Regions from separate parts of the Mus musculus genome. Here region 1 is linked to region 2. The links are chromatin loops, found by intact Hi-C in ENCODE. Cell type or tissue: left cerebral cortex. All regions are shown on one strand. Links, peaks and the distances in the headings refer to the core of each region. The heading gives the core; the rest is flanking DNA. Region 1 overlaps Fam162a (family with sequence similarity 162, member A). Region 2 holds the start of Eaf2 (ELL associated factor 2).

What was found. Peaks named below come from ENCODE experiments on the same cell type or tissue, not always from the same donor. Only the 100,000 strongest peaks of a DNase experiment are listed, where the experiment ranks them.
Region 1: it touches region 2 in a loop (2.3-fold over the local background); 3 of 42 quality-filtered maps call a loop at or near these places.

The regions. Positions count from the first base shown.
Region 1 is chr16:36,043,921-36,053,069 of GRCm38, reverse strand. Fam162a (family with sequence similarity 162, member A) reads left to right here. Exons shown (of 5, transcript NM_027342.2): 2 at 662-784; 3 at 3,120-3,228; 4 at 6,583-6,691; 5 at 8,979-9,149. The coding sequence ends at 9,071. Among named protein-coding and RNA genes, the nearest start is that of Wdr5b, 7.3 kb to the right of the region's middle. In left cerebral cortex, for the core only: a CTCF peak has its summit at 5,324 (motif pointing left); no DNase peak of the experiment used is centred there.
Region 2 is chr16:36,823,293-36,832,441 of GRCm38, reverse strand. Eaf2 (ELL associated factor 2) reads left to right here and starts at 4,183. Exons shown (of 6, transcript NM_001113401.1): 1 at 4,183-4,391; 2 at 7,690-7,784. The coding sequence starts at 4,286. Iqcb1 (IQ calmodulin-binding motif containing 1) reads right to left here and starts at 4,042. Exons shown (of 15, transcript NM_177128.4): 1 at 3,950-4,042; 2 at 3,369-3,438; 3 at 828-940; 4 at 451-613. The coding sequence starts at 927. In left cerebral cortex, for the core only: no CTCF peak of the experiment used is centred there; DNase peaks (open chromatin) are centred at 3,395, 3,895 and 4,107; H3K4me3 peaks cover 1,855 bases; H3K27ac peaks cover 622 bases.

The DNA.
Region 1 (9,149 bases), core at 701-8,700, 780 kb after region 2:
GGGTGCAATAAGAAGTATACACAACCTTGCTAAAAGCTAGCTTGACGCTTAACAGACCTCAACTGCCTGTCTTTAAGAAACAGGAGTGATACTGCCATGCTGCCTTCGTGACTAGACACATGTGGAAAGTACCTGCATAGCATTTACTGATAGAATGTTACGTTATAAATTTCTAGTCTCTTAGTCAGCAAAGTAATTGTATTATTTTAAAGCATAACATGTTAGATACAGTCATCTTTCCTACATGTGTGTGTCTTGTATGCTTTGCATATATTCTATTTTCTAAACAAGCTAACTTAAATTTTCTAAGAGCTGAAATTTTGTCTGTTTTCTTTGCTTGTTTCTTCAAGATAGAGTAGCCTGGGCTCACCCTCTTCTCACTGTGTGACCCCCTCAGGCCTCAGCCTTCCAAGGAGTTAATTTGTGTTTTGTGCATATAAATGACTTGTCTTTAGAGGGGAGGGGAGGTGAACAGGGTCTTGCTATATAGCTGGCCTGAAACTCCATGTAGCCCAGGCTAGCCTCACACTTCTGATGATCTTCCTATCCCTCCTAACTGCTGGGATTATAGGCCTGCACCACCACACTCGGCCACGTGCAGGAATTTCTCAGCTTCAAAAAGCATCAGACTTTCTCTCTAAAATATGTATCTCTCTTTTAGGACATTGTCTTAGGTTATATGAAAGAAATGCTTCCTCGTCTCTAAGGTTTACCAGAAACACTGACTTGAAGAGGATCAATGGATTCTGCACCAAGCCACAGGAAAGTCCCAAAACTCCAACCCGTAAGTTTGTGTTGCTTTGTCTATTTATGGAATAGGCAGCTCACATCCCTACCACACCCTACAACTATTTACAGTCAGAAGAACCCCGAGAGGTTGGCCAGTGTTCCTGTGTCATGCTCAGTCATGTAGTTATGGCGCACAACTGTGTGTGTGTGTGTGTGTGTGTGTGTGTGTGTGTGTGTGTGTGTAGGCTGCGAGTATACATCAACTGTCTTTCTCAACCATTCTTACTTTATTTCTTGAGACAAAGTCACTCACTGAATCTGAAGCTCACCAATTTGCAGACTGGCTGGCCAGCAAATGCTTCTGCCTCCACAGTGCTGAGAGTCTAGGCATGCACCCTCACTCCTGGCTCTTTGTTTTGTTTTGTTTTGTTTTTGGAAGGTCCTGGGGATTGAACTTCTGTCCTCATGATTGACTGAGTCATCTCAACCACATCAAGCTATTATGTTTGGAACGAAATATAATAAGTTTTAGGTTTGACACTGACTTCAGCCATATCTGTCCTACATACCTGAGGCTAAGTAAGCTCTCATCCCTGCCCCCACTGTGGGAAGGAGGGCAGTGCACAGCTGTAGCACAGCAGCGGTACTGTCTGCAGCTTCCTCCTGTGAGTGCCCTAAGGCATCCTCGATGGCTCTCCCTCCTTACTTATGGGACCTTCTCAGAGGACATTGATTCATTCAGACAAATCTGAGATGGCCTTTGTGCCCTTTCCTCCCTAACTGGTCATCTTCATAACGTTTTGTAGTAAGGCCCCGGGTTTGAGGGTCCTCCGGACTCCTTCCCTGTCTTAACTCCGGTTCAGAGCCTAGCTCCTCACTTTTCCATCAGATCTCCCTCCTGCTTGGACTTTTTGCCCAATCTACAGTCTTCCCCTCTGCTCTCTTCCATCCAGTGTGAAGACTGAGATACACAATGCCTTCCTTGCTTCAAAGCACATCTGTGATGGATGGATGGGGTCTGTAGCCCCTGCACTTGGGTGGAATGGGAATTAGCTAAACCACTTTTACTCCTGGCAGGTTTCACTCCCAGCCCAACTGCCCTCTCGGTTAGAGAATGAAAAATATATACCCCAGTTATTTTTAATATGCCTTGACTACCTCAAAAGGCTAGGCAGTTCTTCTCCTTCTCGCTGCTAGCAAATACTCCCCTCTGGTACTTCTGAGTTAACATCATTTTAAAATCTATTTTTCCTTTTAAGATTTATTTATTTATTTATTTTGGTTTTTTGAGGCACAGGGTTATTGTTGTTTGGTTGGTTTGGGTTTTTTTGTTTGTTTGTTTGTTTGGATTTTTTGTTTTTGTTTTGTTTTGTTTTGTTTTGGTTTTGTTTTTTTTGTTTTTTGAGTCAGGCAGGGTTTCTCTATGTAGTCTTGGCTGTCCTGGAACTCACTCTGTAGATCAGGCTGGCCTCGAACTCAGAAATTCACCTGCCTCAGCCTCCCAAGTGCTGGGATTAAAGGCACCAGCGTTAAGATTTATTTTTATTCATATGAGTACACTGTAGCTGTCTTCAGATACCAGAAGAGGGCATCAGATCCCGTTACAGATGATTGTGAGCCACCACGTGTTTGCTGGGAATTGAACTCAGGACCTCTGGAAGAACAGTCAGCACTCTTAACCGCTGAGCCATCTCTCCAGCCCTAAAATCTATATTTCATCTCTACCACTCAAACACAATTGAATTAAGTGGCCACTTTTCCTGATTCTCACATGGGCCTTTACATCTGGTCTTTCTTCTTCCTTGTCATGGCGTATCTCTTCTCTCCTCTCTTCCAGTTCCTAGCCCATGCAAATCCAAAGGTCCTGCCTCAGTCTACCTGCCCAGCCATTGGCCATTGGCTCTTTAATTGGGGACAAGGACCTTCACTGTTTCACTGTCGGGACATGCAGATTCCAGATTTTGGAGGCCAGATTAATTAAAAGAATTAGAACCAATCCCCAGTACTTAGGAGACAGCATCAGGCAGATCTTTTCCTTGGCTTGGGGTTGAAGGTCTTTTGATCTAATCTAAACTGATTTGCCTTGTTCTTATTGTCCTAGAGACAGGCAAGCCTTGCTGACCATCTCAGCTCACCCTCTCCATCCAACTTTCCACTGTAGAGTGAGTGGGGCTCCATGCCTTCTGCTTAATCCTCAGAGTGTTGTGGAATTGTCACTCGGGAAATGAGGCATTCTGTGCAATCCTGCTCACATAACATGAAGCTCTGGGCCAGCCTGCAGTCTCCTGGTGTCTGTGTTAAATGAATAACTGAAAGATACAAATAGCATTTTTTTTCATCACTTGATTTGAGCATTAAAGTCTCAAGCCAGATTCCTGTTTTCCCCACAGAGTCTTACAGACACGGGGTGCCGCTGCACAAGCCCACAGATTTTGAGAAGAAGATCCTGCTGTGGTCAGGCCGCTTCAAGAAGGAGGAAGAGATCCCAGAGACAATCTCGTGAGTGCTGAGCTGGGCCTGTATTCGGCCTGCAGTTCTCACTGGTCTGTAGTGGGAAAAGCAGAGTGCATTTGCGTCCTGTGTAAAACCTGCTGACCAGATGTAGGAACGAACATCCCTCATTCTCTACATGTTCCCACTTAGGAGTACCCAGAACAGAGTGCTGGGAAACTGTAGCTTGTTTCCTAGCGACTGAGGGATCTGTCAGGTGCTGAAGTCAGCTGTTGTTTAGTTACATCTCCTAGCTCCAGAACAGCGCGAAATGGTAATATGCACTAGTTTAGTTTGTTTTTAAGCTTAGCATAATGATCGTAACTATGACCTACAGCATCCACACAAGTGTCAGTCTTGGGAGTAATTGGATGCAGCTGCTTTAGTTTGGATCTTAAACAGCTTCCAAGTGCCCACAGGTGTTGACTCTCTTGGGAAGTCATAGAAACATTAAGAGGTGAGGCCTAGGCAGGTGGTGGTGGCACCTTTAGCCCTGGCACTTAGGAGGCAGAGGCAGGTGAATTTCTGAGTTCAGGGCCAGCCTGATTGGTCTTTAGAGTGAGTTCCAGAACAGCCAGGACCACATAGAAAAATCCTATCTCAAAACCAAAAGGAGGGACTAGGGGTGGGGGGTAAGGCCTCATGGGAAAGATTCAGGGATCCTAATCTCTTCAGCTTTTTTGCTTCCTTCAAGGTAAGTACTACCCGGCCCCATCCTCTCACACTTCTGCAGGGTATCCTGCCCCCACACAGACCCAAAGCCATGGATGCATTAATCTGGGACTGAAACCTCAAAGACCCAAGCAAATTAAACCTTGCCCTTGTCCTGCGCTGGTCACGCTGGTAACCAGGAGGGGTTTCTTCTCCCACCTGCCTCCTTAACCCTCTGCTGCAACTTAGACTTTTTCCGAATTTCTAAGTGATCTCTTCAGGTTCCCCTAAGCCAGAGTTTTGCAGCCTTAGTTAGTACTGTTGACACTTTGAACTGGAATATTTTAGGCTTTATGAACCGCCATGTATGCTGAAAGATGTTTAACCATATCCCTGGCCTCTACCTCTTGATGAAGCAGTACTTTCTTCAAGAATGTCTCCAGGCATTGTCATACTTCCCCTGGGGACAAACCTGTCTCAGTCTTATGCTATAGGCCCTGACTGGCCAGCATGTTGGCCAGGAGTGAAGCTCTCCGCTGTGGGCGTTCTTCTCCTCAGAGTAAGGGGCTTAACTAAGTTCCCTGTCAACGAGAAACTAGTTCTGGGCCTTCTGCCTCTGGCCTCAAGTCACAGTTGAAAAAGACCAGCGTTCAAGCAGCACGTCTTGCCCAGATAGGCAGGTTGTATCTGTGTCACGCTCATAGCGCCCTGCTATGAGCAGGGTGGGAGAGCTTTAGAGAGAGCACGTCATCGTCCCTGGAATTAGCAGCAGGAAAGCTGTAGTCTTCCTTAGCCCAGCTCTTGCTCGTGCCCTGGTTCCTTGATAATATCTTAGCAGAAACGAGATGATCTACACCAGGGGGTGGGGCGTGGGGAAGGGTGCTGTTCAGTGTTTGCTCAGCAAACCTTGCCTCCCTTGTCTCCTTCAAAGATCTTCTCAGACCCGATACTATCTCGCCTTTCATTATTATCATTCTCTGAGGAATTCATACATACATGAAGTGTGATTTGATTTCATTTAGCTACCTATTCCTCCAGTTCCTACCACATTTTCCTTGCAACTTCCTGTGATCTTTTTTTTTTTTTTTTTTTTTAAATCAAACGTGTTCCTTTTGAGATGGGTGGCAACTGTCATGGCCACCCTTAAATCTATTTATAACTGGTCTCCTCAGTGTAAGCTGTGCCACTGTTTGGGAGGATCGTAAGATTTAGTTGACCAATCACATAAAATGGTGTTGTATCAGTTCCTTTTAAGGTGCTTCTATACAACACTATGACTTCCAGATGGTGAGGGCCCAGCAGGCTGCAGACATGAGACTGTCAAACTGTAAGCAGGAGACAGAGAGGGTGAACTAGGAAAAGCATGTGGCTTTGAGACCTCATAGCCCGTCCTCAGCTTCATACTTCTCCCAACAAGACTACGCCTCTTAATCCTCCCCAAACAGTGCCACCTATTGGAGACAAAGCCCTGAGTAAAGGACAGAAAGAATGCTAGTTCTGTGTTGTTGCCCAGGAGCAGACATGACAAGGTTCTAGTCTGAGACCAGGGCCTCAAAGGACTTAACGTTTAGGTTCCTGGGAACCTGCCTTTCCCCTGGAGAAATTGGAATTGTCTGTGTGTGACACACTTGAGATAGCCTGGGATCCTTTCGAGAAGCATTGTATGGCAGCTTTCTGCTGACTCTGTCCCATCCTCCTCGAAGACTCTATAAGATTGTGTACTTCTGTCGGGCAGTGGTGGCGCACGCCTTTAATCCCAGCACTTGGGAGGCAGAGGCAGGTGGATGTCTGAGTTCGAGGCCAGCCTGGTCTACAGAGTGAGTTCCAGGACAGCCAGGGCTTCACAGAGAAACCCTGTCTCAAAAAAAACAAACAAACAAACAAACAAATTGTGTTCTTCTTAATAAACTTGCTTGGCATAAGCTATCAGCTTATGCACGGCCTCCTGGTCCTGACTTCCCATCTTCTTTATTTCCTCATCCTCAACTCTTCCCCTTAGGAACCTGTCACTGAAGAACAGCCTCCTGGTCCAAGTCAACCAAGGATTTATTTGCTCTAGACTGTGGGATGACAGTCTCATTCAAATCACCACACCTGTTAAAAATGTTTTTGTGGCTGGTGGGATCTCCAATGATTTTAGTTAAGCAGTTAAGTAAGCATTCACTGTCTTTAGAATTTGTCCCTGGTTCCTTCCATCCTGCAGGGTCAGTTTCAGAGCCTGGAGAGCTCCATGCACAATTCTGCCTCCCAGGTTCCAGCTCTTATGTCTCATTGTGTGTGCTCAGGGTCCTTCTCCCACCTGGAGACAGTCAGGACTACACAGAGAAACCCTGTCTTAACCCTCCGCTCCCCCAAAAAGTGAAAATGTGGAGTACAAAAAGTATATTAACTCCTCCACGTTTGTTTTCTTTCTGAACTGTGTCTTTGTGAGTTTACTTTAGCTCATAGCAGAGCTTTTGAGAGAAGAATGAGTTCAAGGCCAGCCTGGGCTATAAAGCAAGAAAGACCCTGTCTCCAAGAACAACCAAAAAGATTAGTCTTGAACTTGGTCAACCCTCTCCAAGGTGCTATGAGGTCCCTAGGTCCTAGCTTCTTTTTTCTATTCACAGACATCACTGTCTGTGAATAGAAAACGTTGCGATGCACAGTGTTTGATCCTGCTACAAGTTGAGAAAGAGAAGGGTTAATACGGCTTTCTCGTTCTGTTGCTAGATTTGAGATGCTTGATGCTGCGAAGAACAAGCTCCGGGTGAAGGTCAGCTATCTAATGATTGCCCTGACCGTGGCAGGATGCATCTATATGGTTATTGAGGGCAAGAAGGTGAGAGTGGGCTCCTCTCGGCCTCACCATGCTTTCCCCAAAGATGGAGGAACGTGGTGCCTGGCTCACACCTTAGCTCTGTGAAGGGGAACACGTCGTGTGAATTTACTGGCTCGCAGAATACTCTGTATTAGTGTACTGACTGAGTGCTCAGTGCACTCCAGGCCCTTCTGAGTGGTGTCCTCATGTGCCCCTCACAACTGCTTTGCTAGACAGATGCTACCATGAGAGGAGGAAAGTGTAGCTTCGGATGCTTTAGCAGCAGGCTGGAGAAGGAGAGCTCAGCGGCAGAGGCCTGATGACATGAGTTCAGTCTCTTCGTCCCAATAGCTGGTAGGAGAGACCCAACTCCTAAGACTCACCCTGGATGTTCCACATGCACTCTGGAGCACATGTGTGTTTGCACACACACAATAAATAATAGCGTTTTAAAGTAAGTATTGGCATATACTTGCCCAAAGCCATGCATTTCCCTAATGACAGAATTGGAACCTAGACATAATTGAGGTAAAGCTAAAATTGCTCCTCAGTACAGAATGTGTGCTCTACAGCAGCAACTGTTAAGCTCACTGGATGTGAGAACCTGAGAGCGCTTTCTCTCAGCAGGCTTTGTAATGAAGGAACCTGAAGCTCACATGCACCATACACTTTCCAGAACTCACATAGTAAATGGAGACAAAAACTTGAAATTAAAAAAAAAAAAAATTCAAGCTGGGCGGTGGTGGTACACGCCTTTAATCCCAGCACTTGGGAGGCAGAAACAGGCGGATTTCTGAGTTTGAGGCCAGCCTGGTCTACAGAGTGAGTTCCAGGACAGCCAGGGCTCTACAGACAAAACAAAAATAATCAAAAGAAAAACTTTAGATCTAATTTTGCATGTACCAAATATCCTATTAAACCATCTTGTTATTAAGATATAGTTACTCTGGAGGCTGGAGAAATGGCTCAGTGGTTAGGGCCTCTTGCTGCCCTTGTAGAGAATACCCAGGTTCGGTTCCCCAGCACCCACATGGCAGCTTACAACCATCTGTAACTCCAGTTCCTGGGAACCTGGCACCCTTTTCTGGCCTTCACAGATACCATGCACATATGTGTACATGTACATACATACAGGTAAATATCTATACACACAAAATAAAAATAAGTAAAATGTAGTGTGTGTGCGCCTGCTTTTAAACTCAGACACACACTTTGAAAATCATGTCTAGTTCTGTGTTACAGCTTTCACACAGAGAAACTGTTAGTCCATATTTAAAAGCTACCTCTGAAGAAGCACTTGTCAACTGATCTTCTCCTGAGCAACTCCAGAGTAAAAAGGAAGGGAACTGGGGACTCTGCGGTGACACTGCGGTCACATAAACGCACTAGCCATTTCAGTCTGGCCTCATAGGGGCACAAAGGGCCACGGGGGCTGACCTGGGAGAAGTTCTCTTGAAAGTGAGCCTGTTCTACTTCACTTTTCCCATCTCCTCGTGTGACCTCTGACCTCCCATTCATGGTTCTCAGACTGAAAGCTTTAGAAGCCTGTGCACGGGCACGTGGGTTTCTAGAAGTGTGAGAGATGGCTGGCTGACGTTCAAGATCTCCAGGAGTGAATCCCCCTAGGACGTCCTCCAGCACCTTCCAGGCTGTGCTAGGAGGAGAAGCTTTTGCGCTAACGTCATTTAGGAGAGGAGTTAGTTACCATCATGCTTTGTCTTACCGCTGACATTTGTTTCCCATCCATTTTCTCCTCCCACCAAACTCTTCACATGTGCAGTAACATGGATGTCAGAAAATCCACATACTTGACATAAACATTGGTCTGATTATAGAAGCTTCATACAACTTTAACAGTTCCCATTGAGGGAAGCCAAAGAAATGGCAGGGGCTCCCCTGCTGCCAGTTGCTTTGAAGGGGTGGAGTTCTGGGATAGATAATTCTAGAAGTCATCAGGGATTCCCAAAGCTGCATGTTTTGTTAAAAGAAAAGGCTAGAAAGACAGGAAAGTGTACACGAGTTAGGGAAGCAGAAAGGAGAAAAGTGGAGGTGAAGTGCTGTATATTGTAGAATAGGGAAGGGTGTGAAGAAGACATGGGATTGTAGAGAGGCCGCACATGCAGAGAAGGGGGAGCTGTGTATTTCTCTCCCGGGAGGGGGTGGAAGGTGTGTAGAGAGCATGACTGTCCAGTGTCCAGGCAGCTGACCACTCCTGGCCTGTGCTGCACAGCTAGCCTACTGCTCTCAGCACAAGGGGAGAACAGCCTTCCAGACCTGCCATCATCTCTCCAAATGTATTTCCTTTTAGGCTGCGAAAAGACATGAGTCTTTAACAAGCTTGAACCTGGAAAGGAAAGCCCGTCTGAGAGAGGAGGCAGCTATGAAGGCCAAAACAGACTAGAAGTATTTGGAAAACCCAGGAGTAAGGCTGCAACAAGAAACCTGCTTTACAAAGGATACAATCTGAGACTCACTTTGC
Region 2 (9,149 bases), core at 843-8,842:
TTCTAAATTTCATGTACAGGATTTGGGCTTCCTGATAAATATACAGTTTAAATAGCAATATCATTACAAATGAAATGAAGTTTCTATACTTGTTCTTCTACAGTTCTTTGCTATATACTTTCATTCTGTCACCTATTCATTGTGTTTGTATCAAGTACCACTGCTACTCAATCTCTACTGTTAAGTTTTCCAAGTACAGAGCTTTAATTTCTTCAAATATTTGAGTCAAAAAGAATACATTAGTTAAGTAGGACTCAAGTGGCAAACAAACGACATAATCATGTGTAAAGAAATCTTAGGACAATCAATTGCACCTGAAGTTACAAACAAGAGCATACAGTGTGAAAGATAAGTACAATCAAAACATATAGGAGATTCCTATTCTTAATAGAATGACAAAAAAATAATTATTGAAAATTAGAACAAGCTGATCTGTTTGCTTCATTTTACCTTAGTATCTGTGTAAGCTGGGAAATTGTAGACCAACCACCCTGGATTCGAGAAGAATCTTGACTGAGGACCAATAGACAATACTGAATGAGGTCATAACAATATATATCTTGTTTAACTTTCTTTAACTCTGAGCTTCCCAAAGGGGTGTTGTTTATTATTTCTAAGGAAAAAGAAAATAATATATACTTATTTTTGCTCAATTCATCCAAGAGATACTTGTATTTATATGTTGTGATCATTAAAAATATAGCAAAAAAGAGAATTTTATTCCACAGTGTTAAGGTTTCTCCAAACAAATTAAAATACTAACATTGTGTCATGACAGAACTAGTATTTACCTAATGTCTTTCCTAACTATAAAAGTATTTTCTTACCTTTTAACTTCAATAATATAACAGGAACATTTTGTTCAGGACTTTTTGCAACTTCAGCAGCTAAAGACAAGATCCTTGGGTCTGTACCGGCTGGCTTCATTTTTTTCTACCACCTATGCTTAAACATAATAATTTTTAAAAACTCAAATGTATTAAGAATCAGAAATTGTACCAGCTTCACATTTACTCTCTCTGTGCAACAATTCTAATATAGACTTCATACAGGAGAAACAGACTGTACAACGAGTTGATATGGCAGGCTTAACTACAGCCTTTTCTTCAAAGGTCATTTTACAAGACTGGCTGTTGGCTAGTATCTAGAATGTGGATTTCAGAAGGATTTTTATTGTTCTCTTATAAGCTTAGATCACTGTGCCAAATCTATTATAAATATAATGGTTGTGGTAAATAAACATGTTTTCCTTTTAGATTCTGAGAATTCTGGTATTTTCTTTGTCTGATTTTCAATACATAATAGATACCTGAGGCATTTTACCAAGAGGTTTATTTAGCTCACAGTTCTGGAAGTTCAAGGGCCTTATGTCAGGGCACTGGCTTCTGGTGAAAATTGTCTTGGCTTTCCCATATTACAGATGGTATGATAGCATGAATAGAAGATATATAGCACAAAAGACTTGAGAGAGACTAAGGAGGGGGGCAGGCCTTTTTATTAACAGTCTTCTCTTAAGGACTATCTAAACTCTTACAAAAACTTTATCAATTCTTTTGAGGGTGGTGAGCCCAATGATATCTTGATGGTTCCATTACCTCTTAGTATTGGCATAAAGAACCAATCTTTCAATACAAACCAGTAAAAATTCTGGTCACTGAGTGTCTGATAGGCATCTCTAATAGAAAATACTTCACAGGTATGGTCACAACTGTTTTCCTTAAGAAATTATGTATACTCTGTAATTCTACTAGAAGTGGGTCTTGGAAGACTGTGCTTGGTTTTCTGCGGATTGTATCCTATATGATCTTTTCACTTTACTGACTTTGCTTTACATATCTTCACTATAAAGTACAGCTACAAATAAGACAATGTATGTGTTGAATCCTGTGAGCCCGTCCACCTAATCACTGAACCTGGAGATGGTTTGGAAAACCCCACATACTAGACCTAAGAAATGTTATGAAATTATAACAAAATTTAAAATTACTTATAGTCTATCAATTCTAAAATTCAAAAATCCACACCTCAATTTTTTTTTACTAAAGCTTTTCTATATAAGTCTATATAGTTTTCTAGGTAGTTTTCTATAGTTTTTTACTAAAACTTTTCTTTATAACTTTTCTATATAAGTATTTGAAGCTCAATAGTATCATTAATATAAAACATATTTTAATTAATAAACATATTTATTATGAAGAACTGTGCTAAATGGGTTTTAATGCATTATTTTATCCTTTCAATGGGGTTATGAAATAGTTACCATAATCATCTTAAATGTGCAGTTAAGAAAAATAAAACTTAGCTGGACATAGTGGCACATGCCTTTAAATCTCAGCACTTGGGAAACAGAGGCAGGTGGATCTCTGTGAGTTCAAGACGGACCTCTATATAGTGAGTTTCAAGACAACCAGAACTATAGTGAGACCCTCTTCTTGAGTAAAATATAAATCATTAATAGACAAATCCACTGAAACTATTTTAAAGAAAGCCCAATAACATTCCTAGCATGTAGAAGATGTAAAACTTTCCAAGAGAATGCATGTTGTCTTACTCTTTCCGGTGTCTACATTATCCTGTTCTTTGTAAGAATTCATCAAAATATGCTTAAACATTCCCTTCACTGGTGGCCATTCTGATTGCAAATTACTTTATACAATATGGTAATAAAATCAATGTGAAAGTATACATCCACTCACTTGTGCCACTGAACAAATCCCTCTTGACATTAGATGGCCACAAAATCAACCACCTGGGTTTCTCTAAACCAGTGTTTTCATCTATGAACATAATAGCCATCCCTTGTCCCTAGACTTCAAAATTTATAAGGCATTCAGCAATGATTAAGTCTAAAAATATGAAAGTATTGCTGAACCCAAAATAATTATTTAGAGAGCATGTATTAACTCATTTAACCACCTCAACAATTCTAAGGAATGGCATTATTTTTTACATAGCTATTATTATTTCCCCAATTCTAATGATAAACACATTTGTTTGATTTGCTTGCACAAAAATCACATTGAGAGTATGAAGCTGACGTACAAGCCCAGAGATTCTGGCTTCAGAACCTTCGTGCATAAATACATTGAACAATCTCTCCTTGTATCTTTAAAGGGTAGAAGGCAAAAAATAATCCCTCATCCATCTGAAAAAAATAAATTGACAAACCTATTTAAGGTAGAAGTGCTGAAAGCATAGTCTGATGCCACAATTAACCTGAAGAATCACCTGAGGGGGCTCACTGTAGACTTTCTCTGAATAATCCTCCAATACAAAGCACGCTTTCTCCTACTTCATAACACTTCTGTGAGGTGGGGTGTGTGTGTGTGTGTGTGTGAAGGCAATTATCAATCAATTGACGCTCTTACCCTACTGCTAGACTGATCTCTGAGAAATCAAGAGTCCCAAGGCCGCGCTCTTCAGTGCTTCCAGGAATCACTACAGAAACAAATGCCAGAAACAAACGTACAGCAGTCAGTTACCCCTAACCCTAGGCTTCTCCGTCGCCTCCGGAAACGCCCCCTCCTCAGGTCCTAACCCCGGCGGGAAAAGCCTGTGTTTTTAAAGGGCTAATTAAAAAATAATAAATAAATAAATAAATAAATAAGAAAGAAAGAAAGAAGAAAAAATAAATAAATGAACGGCCCTTAAAGGTAACTGCGCGGCTTCCAGAGGTTTCCAGTCTGGTCACATCACCTGAGGGGGCGCGGCTGGGGTTCCAGACCCGCCTCAGAGCAGCTAGGCCTCAGGAGGCCCCAGGCCTGGGCCCGGCCGCCACCTCTCGTCAGGCGTCCGTTTCCACACCAAACCTGCGGGCCCGGCGCGGAGGAGGCCCACGCTCCCGTTACCAGGCCCCGCCAGGCAGTTCTGCCCTGGGTGTCTGGCGTCCTAGCTTCCCCGCCCCCCTAGGGCCTTTCCTCCATCCCAGCCGCCATCTCGGGTCTGTTACCTCATCTCTTTCCCCGCGTCCGTCCACCTCAGGGCCCGACCCGCACAGCGTACCTCAGCGAGGCGGTCTCCGCCGAGCTGTGTGCGTCGCGACGCGGGAAGGGGGCTAGGGGCGGGGATGGTGGCCAGGGGCGGGGCGGGGCCCTGGGGCGAGGGGCGGGGCAGGTGTCTCCAGACAGCCAATCAAGACTCGGGGCGCTCCAAGGGGCGGCCGCACGCGTCTGGAGGTGAAAGGAGCTGGTCCCGGGCACCGAACTCAAGCTCGCAGCCAGTGCAGCTGTTCCAGAGGCTGTGGCAGGGGACGGCGAAGGCCAAAAGCGGGAGGCAGGGGACGAGGATGAGTGGACCAGCGGGACTTGCATACCTGGACCGTCGCGAGCGGGTTCTCAAGCTAGGCGAAAGTTTCGAGAAGCAGCCGCGCTGTGCCTTCCACACCGTGCGCTGTGAGTGCAGACTGTACCCCGGGTTCCTTCTGGGATGGGAGGGTGGTATGGAGACAGACTCCTCCGGATTCTGTAATTCTGTCCCCGCCGCTCTTTGCTCCCCGGGAGACCAGATGGCACAGTGATCCACTACCCAGTTGCCAGCCTCTGTGCAGGCACCTGGCGTCCCACAGTGTAGGAGAACCCTGGAAGGGTTTAAGTGAGACTGACAGACCTGAGAGGAAGTTTTGTGGGACGATCTGCACGGGTGGCTGTGGAGACTAGCGTGACAAGTGGATGGTGCAGAGTTTGAAAAGGTGACAGACAGATGGAACAAAGGACCGAATGCAGGGCAAAAGTGATGTGGAGAGGCCACAAGGACATTTCTTCCCCATTCTGGCTGATGAGGGTTCCCATTTAGTTTGTTCTTGGGAAGAGATTGTCAGCTGTCTCAATCGTTTGTATCTCTTTCCATCTCAGATTTCATGGTCAACTAAGTAATTACTGATTATCAAAAATTGAAAGATTTTTTTATCTAGTTTCTTTACTTTAAAAATCTACCTCCTAATGATTTCTACCCTTTGGTGTTTTGTTCTCTGGGATCTATTTTAATAGGTTATCTCTAATATTGTTGAAAAAGAGGTTATAATGAGCCTTTTCGTTTTAGTAATTAAATGAGATGCCAGCACGAAAAATATAACTTAATTTTGTATGTAAAACTTCTTTTTTGCATAATAGGCCACAGAATTCTAGCGCATAAGGGAAAGGTCACTGAGTTGTGACCTCTGTGTGTGTGTGTGTGTGTGTGTGTGTGAAATTGTAGATTTTTTTTCACATCTCTTTTGCAGCCCAGCTCTTCTTTACTGTCTGCTTGTCCTACATTCTCCACCATTCTGTCCTTTTCCTTACAAGGTTTATATTCTGAAAAACACTCATTTAAAACTCAGTCTTCAAAGTTTAAGTTGTAGACAATTCATCTATAATAACTCAGAGTAAATGTAGGAAGAACCAATGGGTTTAACCTTCCATTGATTATATTTAAGCTTTATAAAAAGGCTGCATTAAGCAAAAATATCATGTTTTGGTGGAATAAATGGGAGAAGTTTACCAACAGAACTTCAGTAGTGCTCCTTGTTTATTTTGCTCTGGGTTACCATCCAGAGTTCCCCACAATGAATCAGTGAGTGTTGTGCAGCCATAGTCTCTCTCCCTCTCTCCCTCCCTCTCTCTCTCCCTCTCTCTCTCTCTCCCTCTCTCCTTCTCTCCCTCCCTCCCTCCCTCCCTCCCTCCCTCCCCTCCCTCCCCCTCTCTCTCTCTGTCTCTCTGTCTCTCCCCTTTCCAAAAGCAAGGTACTGTTCTTAACTGACCTCTCAATGCCCCTTTCCCAAGTACTATGTCCTTTTCCTCTTCCTTCTTCTCAGGCATGCAGTGATCTTTTGTTTTTCAGTACAAAGTTTAAAGTTACAAAAAAGTTATTTAGTGATAGATATGTTTATTTTTTTTATGTGTATGTGTGGGCCTGAGTCTATATATGCACATCATATTATGCAGTGCCCTCAGAGACCGCAAGAGAGCCTCAAGTCCCTTGTAAGTGGAGTTAACCGTGGCTATCAGTGACCTGATGCTGGTGCTGAGAAGGACCCAAGTTCTCTGTAAGAACAGCCAGTGGTGCTCTTAACTTCTGAAACATCTCTCCAGTCCCTCGATGTATATATATTTTACAGCTTAGATATGCATTCTCTTCCTACAGATGCAAATCCAAAATTAAATGAATGAAATACAGCTTTTGAAAAGTGCCTTGCAGGTGTTCCTAAGACTTTTATTTATGGGTTCTTTACAGGATTAATTACAGCGTTAGAACTCAAACCCAGGGCTTTGTGCATACTAGTCAAGTGCTCTATCGCTGAGCTACATCCCGGCTTTACAAAAGTTCTTAAGATGTTGAAAACATATTTTCCAAATTAGAGTCGGATAATCGAGCCACAAGAATGACAATAAACAAGCATATGCCAAAAGACAAAGCATAATCACAAGCACAGTAAACAAGCTTAGACTCCACCCTTAGTCCTGCAGAAGACTTAAAAAAATACTGTCTCCCCCCCCCCCCGCCCCACCCTATCCAATTAAGTATAATATTACACAGAATCCTTTTAGGTTTATTTGAACAGGTTCATTTCCAGTGTCCCCTCAGTCTCAAGAACTCGTAAGGAATGGAAACTATATCATATAGTATTTGACATTTATGCAGAGCAGGTGGACCTAATTTAAACCACTCAAGCCAATGCTATTTGAGATTAAGTATTGTTTTGTCTCATATATGGGATAAATCTTGCCTATCTTTTATACGAATGCTTCAGATAAGCCTGTATGTGAACCCTGAACTTCACCAAACCTGTGTGTAACGTGACTTTGGGAACAGTCTCTAAGCTTTCAACCACAGTATTCATAGGTGAAAATGGTAATATCTACCTTTTTGGATTCTTTCCTAGAGAGGTTGTGGTAACATAAAAAAGAATCTAACATGGTATTTAGAACATGGTAAAGAATAAATAATAGCCACCATTAGTTTTTATGAGTTCTATTCAATTATGTACGAGGAGTACTGATGCATGCAACTTGCTTAAATGTAACAATGACAACTTTTAGCAACAAAGATTCACTGCAGAGATCTTCAATAACTCATTAGAGTTAATTTTGGATTTGGGCTACCACCAGCATTATAATTTATATCTATGTAAGAGTTAATAATTAGTAAATCTCCTGTTTCAGTGACATCATTTGTTATTGTCACAGGATGAGCTAATAAGTAGTGACGACAGAAAGGTCTTCTATTCAAGTGGGTCCACCCACCAAGAGTAGTCAAGTGTTACTGGGAGTAAATATCAGAAAACATGCTAGTTTAAACTAGGATTGGATGATGTTGATGCTTACGGTTCCCTGACCAGTGTGGACCTTGGCATCCCTTCCTTGCTCTGATGGATTGTACTCTTTAAACAGTGCCCCAAGGGACTTAACAATTAAGGAAGGGACTTGCTACTTTTCCAGAGGGTCTGGATCTGGTTCTAACTACCCAACATGGCACTTATATCTATCTCTAACCCCAGTGCCAGAGGATCCATTGGTCTCTTCTGGCCTCCTTGGGCTCCAGCGCGTGCATACAAGGAAACAAAACATGCATACACATACAATAAAAGTAGTTAAAACAAAACTACCCAGTGAGTCAAAATAATCCTCTTAGCTGCTTCTGTCACTCTCTGTTCACAGTCATGAGTAATACATTGTCTATCTTATAAACATTGATATTTATATCTATTTTTAGATGACTTCAAACCTGCTTCTATTGATACTTCTTGTGAAGGAAATCTTGAGGTTGGCAAAGGTGAACAGGTGACAATAACTCTTCCAAATATAGAAGTAAGTAGTTCTCTATATGAAGATGAAAGAGGTCTGTTCTAAAGGATTTCCACTAAATATCAATGAAAATATTTATACCATTCATATAATGATGGTTGGTTAAAATGATGAATATTATACAGAGGAAGCAAAATCAACTTTGGCTGAAACAATTTTAAAGTACTTTAATTCATTTAATGGTTTCAAGGAATATCATAGCCAATGACTTGAAAGTGATTACAGGGATAATGATTATAGAATTATAGAATTCCTATTTTAAGTACATCTTTTATGCAAATTCTTGGAACAAATACTTGTTTGGGCCTTCTAGTTTTTTTTTTTTTAATTTTGGAGTATTTGCAAATATGTAATAAATATCTTGTGGATAGATCCTATAAGTGAAATACAAAATTTATTTATTTTTCCATATGCTGTATATACTTAGCCAAAAGATTATTTTATGCATTACTCACAATAACTCAGTAGATGAAACAATTTACAGTATAGAGTTCTCCACTTGTGCTGTTATGTTTGAGCTGAAAAGATGCACACTTTGTAGCATTTCAGACTTTTGAATTGTGAATTCGGGATGCTCACTCTGCTGTTTAGGAGCTGGACTCTTCAGATTCAGCTTCTAGGCTCTGGACCCCTTACCCAAACACTTTCTCTGTTTTTAGGTTTTTCCAAGTGTATCCAAATACTGCAACCAATATTACTTTCATAAAATACAAGTTTTCTTAATTCAGTCCTTGAGCTAGAAATTTCCTATTATCTAGAGTTTTCTTTTGCTTTTCTTTAATAGTGACTTCATCCGTTATAGAAAAAGTTATAGAAAAAAACAACTCCATAACTTTGTGTAACATATTTTTTTAAATGCACTTTTTTGAGACACCTTGCCTTTAATTTTTTGGGAATAGTTTGCGGTTGGCCACTTTACAGTGTCTTACATATATCAGTAAGCTAGCTTGTCGTGGTTAGAGGTATAGCAGTTTTTATCTTCTAGTCTGCTCTCTTTTTCTTAGTTTGTAATTCAGTACCACTTACTGAGACCCCACCACTATATCAGATGGAGTCAGTTGCTGCTTCTGAAGGTTTTCTTAAGGTAGAGCTTTGTATGTGTGTGGGAGTTCGTATTGAATATTTCTCATCTGTTTCCTTAGGAACTGAAGAAAATGAAAAATCAATTGACTATGAGATGTCATGGATAAACTAGCTTTTCAAATCCTCTATTATGATTCTGGTGTTTTTATGCCATTTGGAAATTTATTTGGACGCATCAAACCTTATTTGTTCTATAGTGCCTATTAAGGAGCAAACTGAATGAGCCATTCAATTTTATTTTTATTTTTATACTATTTGAAAACAAGTTTTTACTATAAGTAGTTA